Regions from separate parts of the Homo sapiens genome. Here regions 2 and 3 are each linked to region 1. A link is a loop called in an ENCODE intact Hi-C map of the cell type or tissue named here. Cell type or tissue: mammary epithelial cell. All regions are shown on one strand.

The links. Peaks named below come from ENCODE experiments on the same cell type or tissue, not always from the same donor. Only the 100,000 strongest peaks of a DNase experiment are listed, where the experiment ranks them.
Region 2: it touches region 1 in a loop (9-fold over the local background); 4 of 110 quality-filtered maps call a loop at or near these places.
Region 3: a loop joins it to region 1, with 5 times the contacts of the local background. A loop is called at or near these places in 2 of 110 quality-filtered maps.

What each region holds. Positions count from the first base shown.
Region 1 is chr17:5,773,046-5,781,045 of GRCh38, forward strand. All of the region lies in intron 1 of LOC339166 (a long non-coding RNA gene), which reads left to right. Among named protein-coding and RNA genes, the nearest start is that of NLRP1, 190 kb to the left of the region's middle. In mammary epithelial cell, no CTCF peak of the experiment used is centred here; DNase peaks (open chromatin) are centred at 3,266 and 7,636.
Region 2 is chr17:5,833,326-5,841,325 of GRCh38, forward strand. LOC339166 (a long non-coding RNA gene) reads left to right here. Exons shown (of 4, transcript NR_040000.1): 2 at 3,856-3,891. Among named protein-coding and RNA genes, the nearest start is that of WSCD1, 230 kb to the right of the region's middle. RefSeq lists an enhancer at 4,186-4,687. In mammary epithelial cell, no CTCF peak of the experiment used is centred here; DNase peaks (open chromatin) are centred at 1,516 and 3,896; H3K27ac peaks cover 4,363 bases.
Region 3 is chr17:6,417,276-6,425,275 of GRCh38, forward strand. It overlaps AIPL1 (AIP like 1 HSP90 co-chaperone), which reads right to left. Exons shown (of 6, transcript NM_014336.5): 6 at 6,463-8,000. Among named protein-coding and RNA genes, the nearest start is that of AIPL1, 14 kb to the right of the region's middle. In mammary epithelial cell, CTCF peaks have their summits at 3,280 (motif pointing left) and 4,919 (motif pointing left); a DNase peak (open chromatin) is centred at 4,916.

The sequences.
Region 1 (8,000 bases):
ATGTGTTTGCGATCAGGGAGGACGGGACGGTTGTAGCTTGGGTTGAGATGCACAGACAAGCATCTTCGAACCCACATCAGGTGGGACACCCCGTTTGCTCCCAGGAGGGCTACTGCGGGGTAGGATTAAGTGCTTGTTAAAGAGAAGAGCTGTGGTTGGTGCGGTGGCTCACGCCTGTAATCCCGGCACTTTGGGAGACTGAGGTTGGTGGATCATGAGGTCAGGAGATCGAGACCATCCTGGCCACCATGGTGAAACCCTGTCTCCACTAAGAATACAAAAATTATTCGGGCGTGGTGGCGTGCGCCTGTAGTCCCAGCTACTCAGCTACTCAGCTACTCAGGAGGCTGAGACAGGAGAATCACTTGAACCTGGGAAGTAGAGGTTGCAGTGAGCCGAGATCGCACCACTGCACTCCAGCCTGGGTGACAAAGTGAGACTCCGTCTCAAGAAAAACAAAAACCAAAAACCCCATGTGGAAGGCCTTGGGGTGGGGTGTGTGCGTGGGGGGATTTGCTTCCATCATCCGGCTCATCCAGCACATAATGTTTGTTATATCACTATCTAATGTACAATATATCTTATTTATCTGATTTGTCTGTCTCTCTCTCTGTCTAGAATATAAACCCCATGAAGGCAGAGATTTTTGCCTGTTTTTTTCATATATAATATGCACTTAAATGTTTGTTGAATGAATGAATGCGAGTGTGTATCTATCATGAATCTCAGGCCGTCGATAGTACCCAAATTTTCTTCCCTCTGGCTGAGGTGGGTTGGGGGATTCCGGAGAAGCTGGAGAACTGTTGTAGTTTCTTTCAAGAGTAACACCCCAGAAGCTGCAGCAAGGTTTTGAGCAGTAACATTCCATTTGTGTTTTAGAAAGATGTCTCTGCTGGCAGCGTGGGGGGCAGGCTGGCTTGGGGATGCTGGAGGCTGGAGCTCTAAGTAGAGGATGGTGTTATCCAAGACCCGGAGGCATCAGGACCTGCAAAAGTGCTGTCAAAACAGGAAAATGCTGTGAACTTTAACAAAATTGTCAAGTTCACCAACTTTTTTTTTTCTCTGTTAAAGATCTTGCTTGCTTGACTGGTTTTTCCAAATTCCCAGAGCTTCTCTGAAGTCAGTCAATATGGCATTATTGTCATTTGGGGAACAGTAAACCTTTGAAAAATGCCTTTTGCGTTCTGGATTTGTGGAAACCGTTTGAACCGTGGTGAGTCCTTCGAAACACAGTGTTTTGATTTTCTCAATAATTTCTTGAGGATCATTAGAAATGGGAATTCAAGAGTTAGGATGGATTTTTCCCATAGGCTGCATACATGTCACAAAGCATGATTTATTGTGGCACTTCAATAAGAACTTATGGAACAGGCAAAGGTGTCCACTCAGCAGCCCTTAGGAAGCTCATTTTTGAGGCTTACGGGTCCGCTGTTTTCCAGACGCCAGGAGGTGTGGGCAAGAGCCTGTCTCAGGGTGGGAAGATTGCTCTTGGTAACTCATGAGTCCTTCACACCTGGGGTTGAGCCACCTCCACCCCCCAGCCTCCACCTCCACCCCCCAGCCTCCACCTCCACCCCCCAGCCTCCACCTCCACCCCCCAGCCTCCACCTCCACCCCCAGCCTCCACCTCCACCCCCCAGCCTCCACCTCCCACTGCTGCATGGAGCCCTATCAGACCAGGTGACCCTCAAGCATCCTTCAAAGCCTGCAAGGTTTTGGGATTTGGAGTTCAAGTGCAAACTCATTTAGTTCATGCCTTACTAGTCAGTGCCCAGGGAGATAGGGAGTAGGTGGGGTTGGTCGTGCCAGGGTCTGGGATGGTACAGGCTGGTCTGGAGTAGGAGGGAGTAGAAAGAGAATAAACTTGTTTCCTCCTTTTTTATCCCTTCCAAGGAAGGATTGAAAGGGTATGTCCAAGGGCATTATGGAAACTATGGCTTTGCCAGAAGGTGTTGATGAGAGAGACAGTCACGGGTGACTGAGGCCCTGGCTGTGGTCTTCACTGCCATCCCTAAGAATCTGTTTTGGTATTTTATGTGTGGCAGGAAAGAAATCCTATGTTCTCACCAGCCTCACTAGACCCTGATGTCTAGTGTGGTTCTGCACACATGCTGCCAGTCCCTTCTCCGAGCTCCTGCCCATGCTGCGCCTTCTGCCTCAAATGTACTTCCTCGTGCACGTGGCTCGAATCTACTAGTGTTTTAATACTCAGCATGGGAGAACCCCCTCTGTGCTTCCTAGGACTTGCCCCAGCAGAGTTAATGGCTCTGAGTGCCCTTTATACAGCCCGTATCACATTGCAATGTTGCCTGTTTGCCCTCCCAAGAATGCCTGAGGGTGGAGAAAGGTCTCATACATTCTTGCAGCTCCGAAGGCCAGCACAGGGGCAGGCACATAGTAAATGGTGGTTGAATTTTACTAATCTGTCCGGGCTCAGAGTCCTGCAGACCTGAGTTTGAATCTTCTCTCCTGACATTTGTTAGCTCTGTGACCTTGCGCGAATCAACTGGCAAGCTCATCAGCCTGTTTCCTCACCTCTGTACCTGACCAGGGGAAGGTTAAGTAGATGGAATGGGTTCTATAAACTGAAAAAACAAAAACAAAAAAACACACATATAATACTTATTGAGCCACCTGTTATGTGCCAGAAACAGCCCTGAGCTCTTTACATGTATAAACTCTCTAAATTTTCACAACAACCCTACGAGCTAGGTACTATTGTCATCTAATAATAATGTGAGGAAACTGAGGTGCAGGTGTTAAGTCACTGGCCTACGACCACACAGCTAGAAAGTAGCATGATTGGGATTTGAACCTGGAGAAGGTAGCTCCAAAGTCCATGTGCCTAACCATAATCCCAGCTCCCCGAGGACATCGCTATTAATATTTATTGAGTACCTACTATTGGCTGAGCACTTTATTTCAACTCATCCTCACAGAAACTCAATCAGGTATTATTACTCTTATATGAGAGATGAGAAAATTGAGGCTCAGAGAGGTTAAGGAGCTTGTCTAAGGTCACACCGGTAGTGACAGAGTTAAGATGCTAGCTGATGAGCCCTAAAGCCTGTGATTCTTTTCTATTCCTTTCTCATTTCTTACTCCCTTAATTGTATTGCAGAAGAAACAGAAGACCAGGGAACAAAGGTGTTTTGCCTGGAGCCATGCAGTGGCTTCTTGGTGGAGCAGGAATTAAGACTTAGCCTTGGTTAACCACAGCTTTGCAACAACCACCTCCTGCCAAACCTTAGTGACTCAGAACTATAGTAACATCTTATTTTCCTTGATTTGTGATTGGCTGGCTGTTCTGCTGCTGGTATTTCTGGGCTCACTGTGTTCCCTGGATGGTTGGGCGGGCTGGCCTCACTGTACATGTCTGGCTGTTGGCTGGGTTCCTCAGTTAACCTCCATGTGGCCCCTCAAGATCAGTTTTCTTACATAGCGGTCTCAGGGGAGAAAGAGGGAGAAAGCAGAAACAGCAGGACCCCTCAAGGTCTGGCCCAGAAGATCCTGGCATCACTTGGACTGAATTTTATTGGTCAGTGCAAGTCACAGGTGAGCTCAGATATAAGGAGAGGGAAAATAGACTCTGCCTCCTGGAGGGAGGAGCTGCAAAGCCGTCTTGTGGTAAATACATAGGAATGGTTGAGGCCATCCTGAAAATTCTTCCTAGAGGCCAGGCATGGTGGCTCACGCCTGTAATCCCAGCACTTTGGGAGGCAGAGGCGGGCAGATCACCTGAGGTCAGGAGTTTGAGACCAGCCCGGCCAACATGGTGAAACCCCCTCTCCACTAAAAATACAAAAATTAGCCGGGCGCTGTGGTGCATGCCTGTAATCCCAGCTACTCGGGAGGTTGAGGCAGGAGAATCGCTTGAACTGGGGAGATGGAGGTTGCAGTGAGCCAAGATTGCATCAGTGCACTCCAGCCTGGGTGACAGAGTGAGATTCTGTCAAAAAAAAAAAAAAAAAAATTCCTAGAGTTCCTGACTCCCAGCCTGGTGCTCTTTCCCCTCCCGTGTAGTTGGGACATTTTGCTCTTCTTCAGCCCATGCCTGGTATCGGTTTATTGTACTAAAAGACTCGGTTTAGCTTGGCCTAGACTTTTTTTCCTGAGTCAAGTAGTGCAGGGCTCAGGGAGGCCTCAGGCTCCTGCAACTTGCCTCTCCATTCCGAATCCCTTGGTGATGGCCACATTTGGCTTTGAGTGTCCTTGTGGTTTGGGCCACCCCCTGATCTCTGCCCTCTCCACAGCTGGTCTGGGAGGGTACTGCTCATTCTAATGGCCTGGGTCAAGCCAGCTTCACCCCATGGGCTTCTGACCTCCTTTCTGGCCCTTGCTGTCCTGCCCTGCCAAAAGGGCACTTTATTAGTAAGTGAGATTTCCTGGAAAACCTCCAAGGGCCTGGAATGACTGAATATTTCAGGCTAAGTGGGAAAAACTACCTGAAAGCACAGAGGATGGGAATGAGTGTCCAGGGCAATTAAGAAAAAATGTGCAAATCTTGGTTCCCTTTTGCATTTCAGGCCAAGAGGGGGAACTCTGGCCTCAGAAGAATGGCCAGGAAAAAACATACACCTTGAGCTGGGTTCAAATCAGCAAAACTTCAGCAACTGCTTACTTCTGGCCAACTCAGGTCACCTGCAGCCAGGTGCAAAGGTGTGTGCCAGAATGAGAGAGACTGTATTTCAGGAAAGATTTGTGCTATGTGAGGCGCTGCTGTTTTAGGGATGGAGGGTGATGACAGAAGATTTGTAACCCTTTAACTGTGATGCAAAACAGAATAGTGAAAGAAATCCCCCTTCTGGGTGTATATCCAAGAGGAGCAAAAGCAGGGGCTTGGACAGAGATTTGCACACCCATGTTCATAGTAGCGTTATTCACAAGAGCCAAAAGGTGGAAGCTTAAACATGATAAAGTTGCTAAATTATATATGTATGTTTTTACCTCAAATGCTTTAAAAAAAAAGTGAAAACAATCCAAAGTGTCTATTAATGGGTAAACAAAAGGTGGTATTCAGGCTTCAAAAGAAGTGAGATCCTGACACATGCTACACCATGGATGAACCTTGAAGACATTATATGCTGAGTGAAATAAGCCAGATACCAAAAGACTGTATGATTCCACTCATACGTGGTTCCTAGAGTGGCCAAAATCAGGGACAGAAAGTAGAATGGTGATGGCTGGGGTGGGGGAAGCGGGGCAAGGGGGAGTTGGTTAATGGGTACAGAGTTTCAATTTTGCAAAATGAAAAGAGTTCTGGAGGTGGTGGTGATGGCTGCACAGTGTGAATGTGTGAATGCCACTGAGCCGTACACTTAAAAATGGTCAAGATGGTAAATTTGATGTTGTGTATATTTTTCTGCCCAAAAAAAAAAAAAGATCCTTAGAAGTGCAATAGAAAAAAAATGTGGGAAGTGGCTGGTTACATTTCCAGGCCACGTGCCATGTGCAGAGCGGGACTGGGAAAGTTTCGGGGACATCAGGAGGGAGACCCTGGACAAAGGAGGGGAGTGCACAGAGCAGGTTCATTCTCCAAAGCCAAGGTCAAGGTCACACTCCTCTCCACAGACCCAACTGTGAGTCCTGAGATGCCCCAGACAATTAAATAAGGCTTGAATCAAAATGATATTTTACTTTGAAAAAAGAAAAAGCAAGAATCACAGGTGTTTTCTTTCCACCCTTTGGATATATGGCATCTGACTGTGAATGGTATGTAACCACTTTTTAAGGGAAAAATAGGCATGTATGTTTACTAGTGAATCAAGCAAAATAAAAATCAACTGGCCACATTGGCCCTGACCTTTTACTTACCACCTTCTTCCCGTAGGAATTCTTGCTCTTGGAGTGTGTGCCGTCCGAGAGTCTCCACACTGAAATGTTCTTTAATCCAGGGCCTCTTTGACATTGTTCTGCACAGGTTCTACTATGGGAATGCAGGAGGTTCATCTTTAGGATCTGTTTGCCTTCATCAACATGACTTATAACCCTCGTGCTTCCTCCACAGATGGCACAGCCACCTTTTGCTGTTTCTTAATCCAGAGCTTTCATTTAAAGATGATAAAAGAAAACATCTGCCGGGCACGGTGGCTCACACCTGTAATCTCAGCACTTTGGGAGGCCAAGGTGGGTGGATCACCTGAGGTCAGGAGTTCGAGGCCAGCCTGGCCAACATGGTGAAACCCCAGCTCTACTAAAAATACAAAAGATTAGCTGGGCGTGGTGGCAGGTGCCTGTAATCCCAGCTACTTGGGAGGCCGAGGCAGGGGAATTGCTTGAACCTGGGAGGCGGAGGTTATAGTGAGCCGAGTTCATGCCGTTGCACTCCAGCCTGGGCAACAAGGGTGAGACTCTATCACAAAAAAAAAAAAAAAAAAAAAACTTGGGCAGTAAAAGAGCTCATGAAGCACCATGGCCAGCCCCCCAGAGAGGGGAACACTGCTTTGGGAAACATTTTCTAGTGATGCTGCAAATAGCATGTGCCCTGTGACTGGCCTTCCCGTGGTGCTGTGAGTCTGTGCCTGCTCAGGCCTCCAGCATGGTGACAGGCAGTTGAAACCACCACTTTGTTTCCAAAAGCATAAAAGGATTATGCATAAACTGAGAGGTGGGTGGATAAGCAGAGACACAGAAACTCCAGAGTGTGAATGGTCTGGTTGGGGTTGAGGATGAACGTGGGGAGGTGAGGAGTAAAGAGGGACAGGGACCCACCTACTGTGTGCTGAAACCCCAGTAGGCACTTTCTAAAGTCTGTTCACTTCTCACCACAGTCTTGTGAGTTAGGAGTTTATGACAATAAAATAGTTGAGGGCCGGTTGCAGTGGCTCATGCCTGTAATCCCAGCACTTTGGGAGGCCAAGGTGGGTGGATCACCTGAGGTCAGGAGTTCGAGAGCAGCCTGGCCAATATGGTGAAACCCAGTTTCTACTAAAAAAAAAAAAAAAAATTAGCCAGGCATGGTGGCGGGTGCCTGTAATCCCAGCCACTCTGGAGGCTGAGGTGGGAGAATTGCTTGAACCTGGGAGGCGGAGGTTGCAGTGAGCCGAGATTGCATCATGGCACTCCAGCCTGGGCGACAGAGTGAGACTGTGTCTGAACAAACACACAAAAAATAGTTGAGGAAAGTGAGGCCCAAAGTGTAAACAACTAATTAGTTGGGGATGAGGATCTGAAATGTCTGGATGGCCCCATAGTCAACTGGTTCTCACTCCCATCACATTGACACAGCTTCTGCTTTGAACTTTAACCTGTGAGCCACAGGCAACCACCAAAGGGTTCTAAATAGGGGAGTGATGGGTTCAGAACTAAGTTTTAGCAAAAGCCCTCTGGCAGAAAGGTGGATGATGGATGGGAGGGAGTACTGGGGCTAGGGGGCAGAGACCAGTTCTGAGATTTACTGTAGACTCAGTAAAAGCATTGGAAGTAGGGCAGGAAATGGAGGTGGGGTGGGGAAGATGTGTTAACCATAATCGTATATTGTATAACTTGGTTCTTAAAAAACATATTGGGAGGTAAGAATTTTCCTTGCTGTTTTATAAATAAGGACACCAAAGTCATATGACCGGAAGGCTCCCAGCCTGGATCTGAACTTGAGTGCCTATGACTCAAAGGCTCCTGTAATTTCCTCTAAGCCACCTCATGAGCGCTCCCGCGTGGGCGGTGTCAGATTGGATCCAGACGTGAGGAGAAAGGCAAGGTAGAGTGGCTTTAGAGATATAGAAGTAAGCCGCGGTGGTGGAGTTCTTACCTGGAGAAAGAGAAATCAGGAGGGCGTGGGTTTGGACGCAGCAGGGTATCCAGTGGAAACACTAAGCCAGCAGCTGGAAGTGGAAGTTAGAGGCCTGAAGTCTGGAGATCGCAGATGGGCTGTGGGTTTGAGAGTCTGAAGGGTAGACCTGCTGTCTGAAGGAATGGGAGTGAAGAGGAGAGAGGAGATGTGAGAGAGAAAAAGGAGAGACGGGGAGGAAAGAAGAAAGAGAAGAGAGATGCTGATAGGGCCT
Region 2 (8,000 bases), 60 kb after region 1:
GTTTTATATTCATGTAACTTTCTGTATGGCCCCTGAGGTCTTTTGATTGTCACACTGGTTAAATAAATAACTATTATTTTACAAAGACAATGACCTGTAATTTTGTTTTGTTCCAATGTTTTGAAACTTCTGACATATTTGACGTATTTTCCAAGGGTGAAAATCCTAAATTAAGTCTTTTTGGATTAAATATTAGGTTGGTGCAAAAGTAATTGCAGTTTTAATTGCAGTTTTTGATCTAATATATGTATTTGGTGAATTATATGGAAAACAATGACAATAAATGATACTAATCTTCCTTCAGTTACATCTATGGGTATGTTGTTGATATAAATGTTCCAAAAAGTATGTAAATTATAAAAACCCAATATGTTATCAGTCATAATTTTGATTATGTTAATTTTTTCTAAAATTATATGGCTATGTTATTAATATGAGTATTCTAAAGATTACATAAAATTTATAAAAGTCTAATGGTCCTGATATGACACTGTCAGTCATAGTTGTGGTTGTTATCTTAAAATGCTACATGCAATGGAAATAACTAAATTTCTTTGTCAATTGGGAATTTTCATCAGATTTAACCTATGGCTATTCAAAGTTTTTGTGATCATAGCTTTTTTTTTTCTTTAAATTGAGACAGAGTCTCACCCTGTCACCCAGGGTGGAGTGCAGTGGTGCAGTCTCAGCTCTCAGCAACCTCCATCTGCCAGGTTTATGCGATTCTCCTGTTTCAGCCTCCCGAGTAGCTAGGATTATAGGCGTGCACCACCTCGCCTGGCTAATTTTTTGTATTTTTAGTAGACACAGGATTTTGCCACGTTGCCCAGGCAGGTCACGAACTCCTGAGCTCAAGTGATCCACCCGCCTCGGCCTCCCAAAGTGCTGGGATTACAGGCCAGAGCTATTGTTTTGAAATCTTCTCTAGAAACATTTGCAATCAGCTATACTCCAAAACTGCTTTCCATGGAAGAGACTCTAACAAGTCCTTTTGAATACAGATTTCCGATAACTTTAAGAATAATAGACTAAATAAAAACTTCCATAAAAAGTTGTACATCAAGATCACTAACCCAACATCAAACAAAACAAGAATTACACGGGACTGCACTCATAGAGGACTAAAATGATTTTTATGACTTTTAAAAAAATTGCTAATTCTTTTTATATTCTGTTTTCCAACGTCAAAAAGTTTTCCTTCTTTTGAGCCACCTTACAACAATTGGGTAAAGTATGCTTTTGTGAACAAAATTAAGACACTTATTTTCTCTTTACCCAAATTCTCCAGAATATGGAAACTATTCCTCAACAGCTAAGGCCAAAATAATATCACCCAGCAACTGTATGTGATTCATTATTCAGGAAAACAGCACATAGCCTTGTGTCATGTTCTGCCCCATGTTGCTAACAACCTGCCTGCAATAACAAGGTTCTTTCTTTGCATTGAGAGATGAGACTTCCTGGGAATGAGCCTTCTCAGTGCCTAGGGATAAAGAATGTCTATCACTCTAACCTAAGTGGAGATTTATCATCAGTGCTTCCACATGAAGATTTTTGATCAAAAAGGGGAAATGATAACTTACAGGTCACCTTTGGCAGGCTTCCAAATTAACCACCTGGGAAAGGTCTTATGATTCATGGCTTACATCCTGTCTCTGAGTAACAAATCTTTTTTTTTTTTTTCGAGACAGAGTCCTGCTCTGTCGCCCAGGCTGGAGTGCAGTGGCGCGATCTCGGCTCACTGCAAGCTCCATCTCCCAGGTTCACGCCATTCTCCTGCCTCAGCCTCCTGAGTAGCTGGGACTACAGGTGCCCGCCACCACGCCCGGCTAAGTTTTTGTATTTTCAGTAGAGACGGGGTTTCACCTTGTTAGCCAGGATGGTCTCGATCTCCTGACCTCATGATCCACCCGCCTCGGCCTCCCAGAGTGCTGGGATTACAGGCGTGAGCCACCGCGCCTGGCCCCTCTGAGTAACAAATCTTATTGTGAGTCCCTCAAATCTTATTGTGAGTTCCTCAAATTTTTGATGTACTGATTAATATGTAACCTATTAACACTGAAACGGACACTGATTTGTTTCTGATGCATGAAGTTTTGCTGATTGTCTTGCTGTAGGACATTTTGGCCAGTATGCTGTAAACTGTAGCCGATGATTGTAACCTCTGAATTGAACCCACCAATAAAAAAGAGCAACTCTGATATGAGAAGACCCCCTCCCTTCTCCTAAACGTTCTTATAATGGCATTCCAACTTGTAACAGACTTTGGAACACACCTAAATTCGTTGGTGTGTCTTCCCAGGTTGATGCTCACATTTGACTTCTGCTAAAGCTTTTTCAATTTATTTCAGCCTCAAGAGCCTTAATTTTGATCAACAGTGTATAGATTTATTTTAAGGAATAGGTGCATGAATAATGGAAGTTGGCAAGCCTAAAATTCACAGGATAGGCCATCCTGCTGGAGACCCAGGAAAGAGCCACAGTTGCAGTTCTTGTCTGAAACCATCTGCTGGCAGAATTCCCTCTTGCTTGGGGGAGAGCAATCTTTTGTTTTATTCAGGCTGTCAGGTGATTGGATGAGGCCCACCGACTCATGGAGGGCACTCTACCCAAAGTCCACCAATTTAAATGTCAAACTCATCCAAAAACACCCACACAGAAACATCCAGAATAATGTTTGACCAAATACCTGGGCACCATGGCCCAGCCAAGTGGACACACAAAATTAACCATCATAGCTCCCTTGATGGGGGACTGAGGTAGGCTTTTGGATCAAGGAGGGGATGTTTTACACCTCAGTGAGGCTTTGCCCTCCACTTGGGACCCTGGATTCTGTTTGTGAAAGGTCCTGATTGAAGACAGGAGAAGGAGTGGTAACCACAGACTGAGGGTGGGGGATCGCAGACTACACGGCTGTGTCCACAATATCAGGTTCCAAAGGTGGGAAATAAGAGATAACACTAGGATGGCCGGGCGTGGTGGCTCATGCCCGTAATCCCAGCACTTTGGGAGGCCGAGGGGAGCAGATCACGAGGTCAAGAGATTGAGACCATCCTGGCCAACATGGTGAAACCCCGTCTCTACAAAAAATACAAAAATTAGCTGGGCGTGGTGGCTCACGCCTGTAGTCCCAGCTACTCGGGAGGCTGAGGCAGGAGAATTGCCTGAACCTGGGAGGTGGAGTGAGCCGAGATCCTGCCACTGCACTCCAGCCTGGCAACAGAGTGAGACTCCGTCTCAAAAAAAAAAAGAAAAAAGATATTAACACTAGAACTAATGACAAATACCTGAATAGTGCCTACCATGTGCCAACAGTGTCCTAAGGACTTTGTATATTTTAATGCAATTAGTCCCCCAGTAACCTTGTGATATAGTACTCTTATTATCCCCACCGTACAAATGGTAAAAAAAAAAAAAAAAAAAAAAACTGAGGCTAAGCTGGGGTTTGAACCCAGGGAGTCTAACTCTAGAGATTTCACTCTGAATTACTGATCTATACTGAAGGGCAAGTTAGGAATGGCTTGACTAAGATTAGAGATAAAAACCAGGAGATAGAAGCATGTTCTAGTGTTAATCTCAAGTAACTATTTTTTTTTTTTCCTCTAAAAGGCTTAAGTTAACTAGTGGGTAACATTGCCTTTGGAGAAGGAGGCCTCAGGGAAACTGTTAACTCTTAGATGAGAACGAAGAATGAGTGTCTCAGGTTTTGGTGTCAGTGCTTGCTTAGAGAGAGAATGTTCAATCTTTGATTCTTCAAAACTTTGGGAATTGTGTACATGTGGCTGTGCTTGTGTGCATTCAGCAGTTTTGGCTTGTTCATTCATTGACTCACTTTTTTTTTTTTTTGATCTCCAGGAATGTGCTGGCACTGATGACACAGTAATGACCAAGGTAAACAAGGACCTGCTCTAGCCTGACAGGCTGGTAAGGAGAGACAGAAAACAAGGATCTTAGATTGTCAAAGTGCATCCTAGTTTGGCTCTATGAGAGGGACTTGGGCGCTGGTAGTTTACCTGGGAAGTGATTTCAAGAAGCACAAATTGGGCCGGGCGCGGTGACTCATGCCTCTAATCACAGCACTTTGGGAGGCTAAGATGGGTGGATCCCCTGAGGTCAGGAGTTCAAGACCAGCCTGGCCAACATGGTGAAACCCTATTTCTACTAAAAATACAAAAATTAGCCGGGCGTGGTGGCATGCACCTATAATCCCAGCTACTCAGGAGGCTGAGGTGGGAGAATTGCTTGATCACTTAAACCTGGGAGGCCGAGGTTGCAGTGAGCCGAGATGGCGCCACTGCACTCCAGGCTGGGCGACAGAGCAAAACTCTGTCTAAAAAAAAACCAAAAAACAAAGCACAAATTGGGAGGTGGGAAACAGACAGGGAAGGGAAAAAAAGCCCATAACACGTGCATTCGTGAAGGGGTATCACTGTGAGCAGGAACTCAGTCCGGTGGGGATCCTCTGAGGAATGGTGACGCTTGCTCAGGATCATCCCAATGAGAGGTGGGAACTGGGAGTGCATCTATTTACTCCCATCTCCCACTGGCTGAGGGTTGTCTCCAGGGCTGGTCACTTCTCCATGCTCATGGGTTGTGCATTTGGGAAGCTGGACACGTTCTGTGGGGGAGAGGACACCCTTAGGCTGAGAAGCAGAGAGACCCAGGCTCTTGTCTAGGGAGGCAGCCAGCGAGCTGGAACAGTCTGCCTCAGCTCCAGATAAACTCAGAAGCTGGCCACAGGGCTGTGGACAGCGTGTCCACTATGAGGGCCCTGTAGTGAGGGACAGTTTTGCTTGTTCAAGGAGCCAAAAGGACTGAACAGGTGATGGAGGACAGGAGGAGCTGGGCTGGAGAGGTGGGTAGAGGCCAGGCCCCCAATGCCCAGCCACCAGCATAGGGGCTGTGGATTTTCTAAGTACAGAAGAAGTCACAGAGGGTTTCAAGCAGAAGTGCAAAATGAGCTGAGGGTAATTTTTAAAATATGAGAGAGGAGTAAATGCCTGGAGAAGGTAAGGAAACTTGGGCTCCAGGGCATATGGGCCTCTGAGAGGAGCAGGGATGCATCTTCTATTAAGACAGGAGCAAGAGTGGGCACCCGCCTCACACAGGGTTGGCCTAGGAACAGGAGGGAGCTTCTGTTGTTATTTTCTTTTCTTTCTGCCCTGGAGAATGAGGTGCCCCCACTGGCCAAAATGGGAGTTGGGAGGGGATTAAAGGAGAGAGAAGTGACAGTTTTCTTTCTTTCTTTTTTTTAATTTTTTTTTTTTTTTTTTTTTTTTTTGAGGTGGAGTTTCACTCATTTTGCCCAGGCTGGAGTACAGTGGCGCTACCTCGGCGCACTGCAACCTCCGCTTCCCAGATTCAAGTGATTCTCCTGCCTCGGCCTCCTGAGTAGCTGGGATTACAGGCGTCCTACACCACACTTGGGTAATTTTGTGTATTTTTAGTAGAGACAGGGTTTCACCATGTTGGCCAGGCTGGCCTCGAATTCCTGACCTCAGGCAATCTGCCTGCCTCGGCCTCCCAAAGTGTTAGGATTACAGGCGTGAGCCTACATGCATAGCCGACAGAACAGTTTTCTAAGACAGCCACAAAGTGAACCCAAGAGATTAATACGGGAGGGCGGTCCAGAGGGCTTAGTCTCTGAGTGAATTCTGTGGTCATGAATTGAAAGTGTAACAAATCAGAATCAGGTCATTTGAAGTGATTTTCTTGGGTGACATTTAGCTGCTCTGGTGTGGGTGAGCAGAAGTGAGACAGTTGGATTGGAGCAGGCTGGGGTTTGGCCAGGAGAGTGCAGCAGAGGCAGCGAGAAAAGGGTGCTGGGGGCCTCTCAAGAGAGCAGGGGGAATGGGGTTGGTGGCTGGAACCCAGGGCCCCCTGTCTGTATGTGCAGGGCTCTTGAAAGATGTGCACCACAGGGAGTCAATTTGGCTATGGTTTTTGAGTTTGTGCTCCACGACTGAAAATTCATTTATTTCCCACACCACCCTCTCTCCACTTCATTCCCTTTCATTCATTAGAGTAATTGTGAAAAGTATATGAAGTATCTCAATATTTTTTTGAGTATAAAAACCTATTTTAAACATCAAATTGTTTTCTAGGCTTCCAAATGAGTTGTTTAACATCCACCGAGATAGAAAATATCCAATCAAAAGCTATACTAGGGGGACATTTATTTATGGAGCTATATATTTCACAGGTATTACCTCAATACAGTCTTATTTTATAAAATTTAAATACAGAGCAAACCATGGTCAGTTAAAATTTCCAAATGCGAGTCAAGGTTTATTGCTTATTAATGAAGGGTTCTAACACAGGTAGCAAAGGGAGTGAGCTGTTCAAAGATCCTGGGAGAGAGATTTGCCTCTCTTAGCTGGACATGGACCTTTCTTTCTTGCCTCGTTGTCACCTAGCTAGACACAGCTTGTTGTCTGGCATCACGTGGTCATAAAAAAATCAGGTTCCTCTCAGTGGTGGGGCATGGATAATTTGGAACCACCATCAGACATGACTCGCTAATCAAAAACACCAAGTCACAGATCTGAGAAGTAAAGGATAGCGAATTGATCTGGGCCTATTAATTGAATGTTTCAAGCAACAGGGTTTATATCCCGTTCACCCTCAGGTATCACTCACAGGCCCAGGGCCTGGCCTTTCACTGAAGCTCTCAAAACATATCTCCAACCTGCTCTCAAAGACGATGAACGCACAATTTGCTTCCACCTCAGTTTTGGGCAAAACATCACTTTCTTCTTCTTTTTTTTTTTTTTTTTGTTTTGAGACGGAGTCTCTCTCTGTCGCCCAGGCTGGAGTGCAGTGGTGCGACTTCGGCTCACTGCAAGCTCCGCCTCCCAGGTTCACGCCATTCTCCTGCCTCAGCCTCCTGAGTAGCTGGGACTCCAGGTGCCCGCCACCGCGCCCAGTTATTTTTTTGTATTTTTAGTAGAGACGGGGTTTCACCGTGTTAGCCAGGATGGTCTCAATCTCCTGACCTTGTGATCCGCCTGCCTCGGCCTCCCAAAGTGCTGGGATTACAGGCGTGAGCCACCGCGCCTGGCCAAAACATCACTTTCATACATGAAAGTCGCCATTTCTTTACTTATTACTCATACTCCCTTCCCTGTGGGCAACTGTATTAGCCAAATTTTGCATGGCTACCTGAGACTAGGTAATTTATAAAGGAAAGAGGCTGAATTGGTTAATAGTTCTGCAGACTGTACAGGAAGCATGACGGCATATGCTTCCAGGTGAAATGGGAAAGGTTCCCTTGTCCCCCTCAGAGGGCACGTGATGGGGGCGTGGCTCCCTTCTTCAGTGCCCCACTGCTCAAACCTCTAGGGGAGCATACAGATGGGCAGGCTGTGGGGCTCCGACCCCAAGGCAGTGTCTAGGGGTGAATGTTGGCAGCTCCTGAAGCCCCAGTGGGTGTGTGTTACAGGGTGCTCTTTTAGTGTGTGGTCTGTAGGCGGCTTGTGTTAACCAGCTCAAGTAGAGCCCCTTCCTTATCAGAAGGACAGAGGGATTTCTGTATCCCGGGGTTTCTTGCCTTGGTGTACCAGAATAATCGGATCACACGCGGGCTTGGAGAATGAGTGCAAGGTTTTATATTGAGTAGAAGTAGCTCTCAGCAGATGGGGGAGTCAGAAGGCAGATGGTTTTCCCTTGGAGTCAGGCTGCTTGGCTGCCAGGCTCAACTCTGACCACTCAGGCCAAACTCCACATCCTTCCTCTGCTCGATGGCCTGCCGGCCTGCCAGTGCCTGGCGGCCTGCTCTTCTGCCAGCATGCTCTCCACGAGCAGGGGGTTGTGTCTTCTTCCGCCGATGTATTCCTTACGACGTCCAGCAGCTTTATGTCTGCCTGCAAGAGTCTTGTTTTTTTTGTCGTTTTGGTACAGAGTCTCTCTCAGAGATTAAATATTAATCAATATTATTAATATATCATATTAATATATCACATTGTATTAATATGATAATAAAATATCACATTAATATAATA
Region 3 (8,000 bases), 640 kb after region 1:
ATGCTAGTTTACCTAACCTTTCCATTAAAACCTCAAGCGGGAGAGGAATGGAGAAAGAGGCTGAGCAAGGAGCAGCCGCCTATCCCGAGCGCTCAGAGGTGGTCAAGATGACGCCTCACTCATGGACCGTTCCATCAAGGTGAAATTCAAGACAGACGCTCCAGGTACAAAACTTGGCAAGCCCAGGGAGGAAGATTAAAAACCCGCATGCAGATGTCAGCTGTCAAAGCAACCACACCTGGACTGCCACAGCGTCCTCACAGGCAGCTGACATGGTGAGGAGCTGTTACTGGGGGGAAATCGGGACACGGGTAAGCCTCAGGCAGCCCCTCCATCCTAAGCTCCCTCCACCCTAAACTATTGTTGAGACCCTATAGAAACAATGGCCTTGCAGGAAACTGAAAGTAGTTTACTCACCGTGCAGCTCAAGCAGCACGAGAGTGGCCTGTGACGTGGAGGCAGATGGCGTCCGAGAGAGACTCTCAGAGCAACACTACAACAGACTTGTGTTCTGCATCACAAAGACATCTTGTCACCTGGTCCCCAGCTGCTCTTCCACACAAACACCACGCCCTGTGGTGGCTGTGGAACCTCCCCTCTCCACTGTTAAGACACACCATTGGCCGGGCACGGTGGCTCACGCCTGTAATCCCAGCACTTTGGGAGGCCATGGCAGGCAGATCATGAGGTCAAGAGACTGAGACCAGCCTGGCCAACATGGTGAAACCCCGTCTCTACTAAAAATACAAAAATTAGCTGGGCGTGGTGTCACACACCTGTAGTCCCAGCTACTCGGGAGGCTGAGGCAGGAGAATCATTTGAACCCGGGAGGTGGAGGTTGCAGTAAGCCGAGATCGCACCACCGCACTCCAGCCTGGGCAACAGAGTGAGATTTCATCTCAGAAAAAAAAAAAAAAAAAATTACCTGGTTAATCCACATTTTGCTCAGGTCTTCATTAGTAAATTTACCATGGTGAAAAATAAAGCCCTGGCCAGGCGTGGTAGCTCATGCCTGTAATCCCAGCACTTTGGGAAGCCGAGGTAGGTGGATCATCTAAGGTCAGGTGTTCAAGACCAGCCTGACCAGCATGGAGAAACCCCATCTCTACTAAAAATACAAAGTTAGCCGGGCGTGGTGGTGCATGCCTGTAATCCCAGCTACTCTGGAGGCTGAGGCAGGAGAATCGCTTGAACCCGGGAGGCGGAGGTTGCAGTGAGCCAAGACGGCACCATTGCACTCCAGCCTGGGCAACAAGAGCGAAACTCCATCTCAAAAAATAATAATAATAAAATAAAATTTAAAAAAAATAAAGCCCTGAGGAAAGGGTTTCCTTGAGTTCCCCCCAACCCCCTGTAAGAAAAACTAGATCTAACTAGAGCGCCATGCTCCGATCTAGTTAGTTCAAGTCATCTTCAATCTCATCACTTATTGGTGATCTACAGGTGGAAGGATCCCAAGCTTGCATCCAACTCATGTGCATCAACTCTGGGCTCAGCCACTTGCAGCTGTGAGCCAGGCAGCCCATATTCCTCCCTAAGCTGAGACTCCTTTGCCAAATGGAGCCAATGATGACCACTTGAGGTGGGGAGGTGGCACTCACAAAGAGGTGCTGCTGTTACTTCCCAGGGCTTGCACCAAGCCTCCTGCAGAGCCACACTGGTGAAAGTTGAACTGTTTGCTAAGTTAAATATGACTGATGACCCAGCAATCCCATTACTGGGTATATACCCAAAGGATTATCAATCACTCTACTATAAAGACACATGCACACTTAGGTTTATTGCAGCACTATTTACAATAGCAAAGACTTGGAGCCGGCCCAAATGCCCATCTAGACTAGATGAAGGAAATGTGGCACATACACACCATGGAATACTATGCAGCCATAAAAAATGAGTTCATATCCTTCGCAGGGACATGAATGAAGCTGGAAAACATCATTCTCAGCAAACTAACACAGGAACAGAAAACCAAACACTGAATGTTCTCACTTATAAGTGGGAGTTGAAAAATGAGAATACATGGGCTGGGCGTGGTGGCTCACACTTGTAATCCCAGCGCTTTGGGAGGCCAAGGCGGGTGGATCACAAGATCAAGAGATCAAGACCATCCTGGCCAACATGGTGAAACCCTGTCTCTACTAAAAATATAAAAATTAGCCGGGCATGGTGGCACGTGCCTATAATCTCAGCTACTCAGGAGGCTGAGGCAGGAGAATCACTTGAACCCGGGAGGCGGAGGTTGCAGTGAGCCGGGATTACGCCACTGCACTCCCGCCTGGCAACAGAGTGAGACTCCGTTTCCAAAAAAATAAAAAAGAAAGAGAGAAAGTAAAATGAGAATACATGGACACAGGGAGGGGAACATCACATATCAGGGCCTGTCAGGGGATGGGGGGAAAGGGGTGGGAGAGCATTAGGAGAAATACCTAATGCATGCGGGCCTTAAAACCTAAATGACAGGTTGATAGGAGCAGCAAACTACCACGGCACATGTAATGTATACCTGTGTAACAAACCTGCACATTCTGCACATGTATCCCAGAATTTAAAGTAAAATTTTTTAAAAAAGAAAAAAAAAATCTGACTGAGGTTGCCTGGCCATTTCTCACAGACAGGGAGGCGCCTTGGCCCCAGGACAAGCAACACCTGCACCTGTGCTGTATTCCTTTGCCACGTTTGCAACTCCAGATGCAGGCCAGGCCCTTAGATGTCACTTCTGGTTAGACCTTCTCCCAGCAGGTGGCCCTGCCATGGAGGGCATCAACTGAGGCTGTGGGAGGCAGCCGTGTCCCAGGGGCTGGAAAATGCCAGCTCTAATACCCATTTGTGGCATCTGGGCTTAAGTTCAAATTCTGCCCACACCCCTGAGGAGCTGGAGACACTGTGTGTGTTCTCAGCCTCCTCGGCTCTCCTCTGCTCCCTGCATCCTGGTGGAGATGTGATACCTGCTCAGGCAGGGTCTTGGCAGCCAACAGGTGGCTTATGCAAACAGAGTAGCCACAGAAGCAGAATGAAGATGCGGGAGGGATTGAGAAGCCAGTAAGGAATGGGGGGAGCTAGCAAGAACGAGCAGGGGTGGGAAGCCATTGCTGTGCTGAGGCTGCAGGACCTGGGGAGGCACTGCTTGGAGACCAGTGAGAGCCGTGGCCGGGGACACCTGCTGTGACCACAGGTAAAGAGCGCAACCCCTGCCAGACTGCAGCCCAGCGAGGAGGGAATCAGAAAAGCAAACAGCCCAGTGCCCTCCTCCCGCAAGCAGGTCTCCTGCTGCTGCCTCCTGCCGGCCAAACCCAACGGGAAGGCAGAGGGCACGGGAGCCGGGACATATGTAGGCTGAGCCTCTAGGGCACCCACCAGCGAGGCAGAGGACAGATCGGAGACCCACAGAGACTAAGCGGCAGTATAATGAACCCCCTGAAAGATGCCCACATTTGAATCCCCAGAGCCTGTGGATAGGTTACTTTTTTTTTTTTTTTTTTGAGACGGAGTCTTGCTTCTTCACCCAGGCTGGAGTGCAATGGCACAATCTCGACTCACTGCAACCTCCGCCTCCCGGGTTCAAGCAATTCTCCTGCCTCAGCCTCCCCAGTAGCTGGATTTACAGGCACGTGCCACCACCCCCAGCTAATTTTTGTATTTTTAGTAGAGACAGGGTTTCACCATGTTGGTCAGGCTGGTCTCGATTTCCTGACCTCAAGAGATCCACCCACCTAAGCCTCCCAAAGTGCTGGGATTACAGGCGTGAGCCACCGCGCCCAGCAGGTTACTTTCTAAGGCAAAGGAATTTTGCAGCTGTGATTATTACATTAAGGGCCTTGAGGTGGGGAGGTGAGCCTGGATTACCTGGCAGGTGGGGGCAATGTAAGCACAAGGGTCCTTATAAGAGGGAGACAGGAGGGTCAGGGACCCGCAGAAGCCTCATGGTGACGGAAGCAGAGGGACGCAGAGTGGAAGATGCTCCATTGCTGCCTTTGAAGGGGCCACAAGGCAAGGAATACAGGCAGCCTCTAAAAGCTGAAATAGGCAGGAAAGAAAATGGACTCTCTCCTCCGGCCTCTGGAAAGAACACAGCCCTGCCTGCCAACCCGTTTTAGAATCCCTGACCTCTGGAACTATAAGAGAATACGTGTGTGTTGTTTTAAGCCATTAAGTTTGTGGTAATTTGCTGCATCCACCATGGGAAACTATTGCCCCTGCACAATACCCGAGGAAGGGGGTGTCCCTCGGGCCACTCAGCCCCTTACTGCTGACCCAAAGGACTCCCTGGTCTCAGGGTGTCTGTCAACTCCAGAGGTCAGTATGGTGGCTCCTGCCTGGGAGCAAATGCCTTGGTTTGGTTAACTAGTAATGATTCCTGAGGACGTGCCAGGCCAAAGGGGGCTTCAAAACCCACACAAGGTCGTTTCGTGCTGACCCTTCCAACTGCTCCCAAACAAAGGCTATTGGCATTGCCGCAGGTTGCTGCCTGATAGAAGTTTCACATTCTCTCCTTTTTTAAAAAAAAATGCATCATACCCACATACGAAGCATCCAGTGAAGGAGGCAGCACAGTATAGAAAAGAAAAGAAAAGAAAAAAAAGAAAAGAAAAGAAAAGAAAAGAAAAGAAAAGAAAAGAAAAGAAAAGAAAGCCCCAGCCCAGACTCCTGGAAACCTGATGCTAATCCTGGAGCTACTGCCCCTCTCTAAGCCTCAGTTTCCCCATCTGTACAAGGGGTTGGGACTGAGTTGCCTCCAAGGACCTAGTTTGCTGGCAGCCTCATTCCATAGTTCTAAATGCCTCCTTTCCTGTCATCAGCTTGCCTGACCTTGTGACCTGCAGCGTCAGGGATGGTCAGGGCTGATGGAGAACCGCCACATCCGGAGCCCAAAGCGGCCATCTCCTACCCTGGGGACCCGTCTGCTTGGTCTCTGCTGCCACCTGCTGGCAACTTGAAAACAAAGCCTTCCGGCTGGATCTCCGGGAAAGAAGCCCTTGGAAGAGAGGCCCTGCAAACTATTGCAACTGCCCGCCCAGACCTGACCAGCCACGCCCTTCCTTTAGGTTGGTTTTCAGGGAGCAGAAGGAAGCCCATGCAGCAACCAGAGCCCTGGATGGGAGGCTGCCTGCATCTCTCCCCATGTCTGCCTCCCGCCTCCTCTGCACTAGGAAGATGGGGTGTGGGATGCGGCAGTTTCTGAACAGTGGTTCTACTGGCCCAGCCTCTGCCTTCAGAGGATTGTAACAATAGGACAAGGGTCCCTGTGCACCCTCTCTCCAGGGTATCTCCACCACATGCTATGGGCTTCCTGGTCCCTATCCCCTTTTTCCTGTTTTCAGACATCCAGAGGCATCAGAAGGGGAGCTGTCCACACGGGATGAGCCGGACAGGACCAAGCCCGAGCATAGGCTGCATTCGGGCCTCTGTCCAGCCAGGGAGCCCACAGGCCACGTTCTCACCACAAATGAGGGGGGCACCCTCGCTGCTCGTTGTCCCCAAAAGAAAGGGTAGCTGGTAGGATAGCTACATTCAGACAATGGACAGGGCAAAGGAGACTGGGAAGTCTGCGAGCCACAGTCCCTGGCCCCGAAGTAATGCCCCTTGCCAGGCCCCTCATCTGTTTCTGAGCCACACTCGACTCTGGCTGCCCAGACAACATCCAGGCCTTTCCCCGTAGGCAGCGCTGCCAGGAGGCAGCAGTGAAGGTCCCCTTGGCTCTCTGGCCCCAGCCTCCCTCCCTGTTCCACCTTCTGCAGTTCGAGGCACTCGCTTTGGCCTCAGGACACACCTGCCTTGCTCCCTCTGCAGGCCATAACATCCCCTTCCTCTGACCTCTTCTAAAATCTCCTCTCTCACGTGGTTCCTTCATACTATGGCCCACTGGACTACTGAGCCTAATCATCCAAAAATTGAAACCCCTTTTCTTCAAGGGTGGGAAGGCTTACACATCAAACCTTCTAGTACTGCAAGAAAAAAGGAAGAAGAGGCCGGGCGCGGTGGCTCACGCCTGTAATCCCAACACTTTGGGAGGCCGAGGTGGGCAGATCACCAGAGGTCAGGAGTTCGAGAGCAGCTGGCCAACATGGTGAAACCCCGTCTCTACTAAAAATACAAAAAATTAGCCAGGCACAGTGGCACACACCTGTAATCCCAGCTACTCAGGAGGCTGAGGCACGAGAATTGCTTGAACCTGGGAGGTGGAGGTTGGAGGTTGCAGTGAGCCGAGATCAAGCCAGTGCATTCCAGCCTGGGCAACAGAGTGAGACTCCATCTCAAAAAAAAAATGAAAAAGAAAAAAGGAAGAGGAGAAGAGAAGAAAAACATAAAACACTGCCATGTTAAAATGTACATTATCACTCCAGATGCCAGAAATATCCTCATTCTGGTGTCCCAGGGGTCACGAAATTGGAACCACAGAGAAAGCAATGCAGTGGAAGCATTGCGCTGGGCCCTGTGGGGAAACACACCTACACAGCCACAATCATGCAAATGCTGTTTATTGATTTTCAGATTGTAGAATCAACCTATGGACAAAGCACAGAAGATTTAGTTTTGCTTACAGAGCAGAAGGTAGATGTTAACAACAAGGAAGATGGAAAAGTAAAGTACATCAGAACTTTAGGGATACAGTTAGCGCTGGGGGAACCCCTGCTGGGTGGAGACAAGCTCTGGGGCAGAAGAGAAGCCCAGGAAGCCCTTGGCAGTTGACTACGTGGCCCTGGGCTGGATACTTCGTCGCCCCCCTGCCCCACCCCACACACCTGGGTGGTGCTAGAGGATGTCGCTGGCGTGATAGCCCCTCCTCGTACCCGTCCTTTAGGGAGGACGAAGAGGAGGGAGAGAGTTGGAAGGGGAAGGTCCCAACGCTGCCATGCTCATCAGACACAGAAGGAGGTCACCAGACTGAGGCAGGCGGTGGAGCTTGGACACCAGACTAACTTGAAGATGAGCTAAAACAGGGGCGAGTGGAAGCGGCTTTCCCTAAGGCATGACCCCCAGGGTGCCATGTCAGTTTACCATTGCCGTGGCAACACCCTGGCATACTGCCCTGTTCCGTGGCAAAGACCCCAGGACCCAGAAGTTACTACTCCTTCCCTAGAAATCTTTGTATATGCAGCTCCTTAATCTACATGTAATTAAAAGTGGGTATAAATCTGACTGCAGAACTGCCCTGAGCTGCTGCTCGCTGCCTATGGGGTAGCCCTGCTCTGCAGGGCAGTCACAGAGCTGCAACACTGCAGCTTCAATACAGCTGTTTTGGTTTTGGTTTTGTTTGTTTTTCTTTTGTTTTTTGTTGTTGTTTTTGTTTTGTTTTGTTTTTTGAGATGAAGTTTTACTCTTGTTGACCAGGCTGGAGTGCAATGACGTGATCTTGGCTCACTGCAACCTCCGCCTCCCAGGTTCAATCAATTCTCCTGCCTCAGCCTCCCAAGTAGCTGGGATTATAGGCGCCCGCCACCACGCCCAGCTAGTTTTTTTGTATTTTTAGTAGAGATGAGGTTTCACCATGTTGGCCAGGCTGGTCTGGAACTCCTGACCTCAGGTGATCCACCCGCCTCGGCCTCCCAAAGTGCTGGGATTATAGGCGTGAGCCACCGTGCCCGACCACAGCTGTTTTCTTCTACCCTACCACTGGCGCTTGCCTTTGAAATCTTTCCTGGGGGAGGCCAAGAACCCTCTCAGGCTAAGCTCCAGTGTCGGGGCTTGCCCACCCTACATCAAGACCCACTAAAGTCAGTGGGATTCTAGAGAGCTCTAAGTGTCCTGCGTAAAGTTACAAAAATCACCGAGATGACCCCCAAATGTAACTATCCAAAATGGGGAGACAGGGAGGGGTATCAGGCATGAGAAAGGATCAGAGCATCAAATCCTCATTTGTCATTGACATGGGGTAAAATCTAGAAACTGATTTAAACAGATTACTTGGAAATAGAGAAAACTACCAGAAGAATTAAAAACAGGGTCAATTAAAACCATGGCACGGAAGGAATGAGAGGGGTAGAGGAGAAAACTACTTT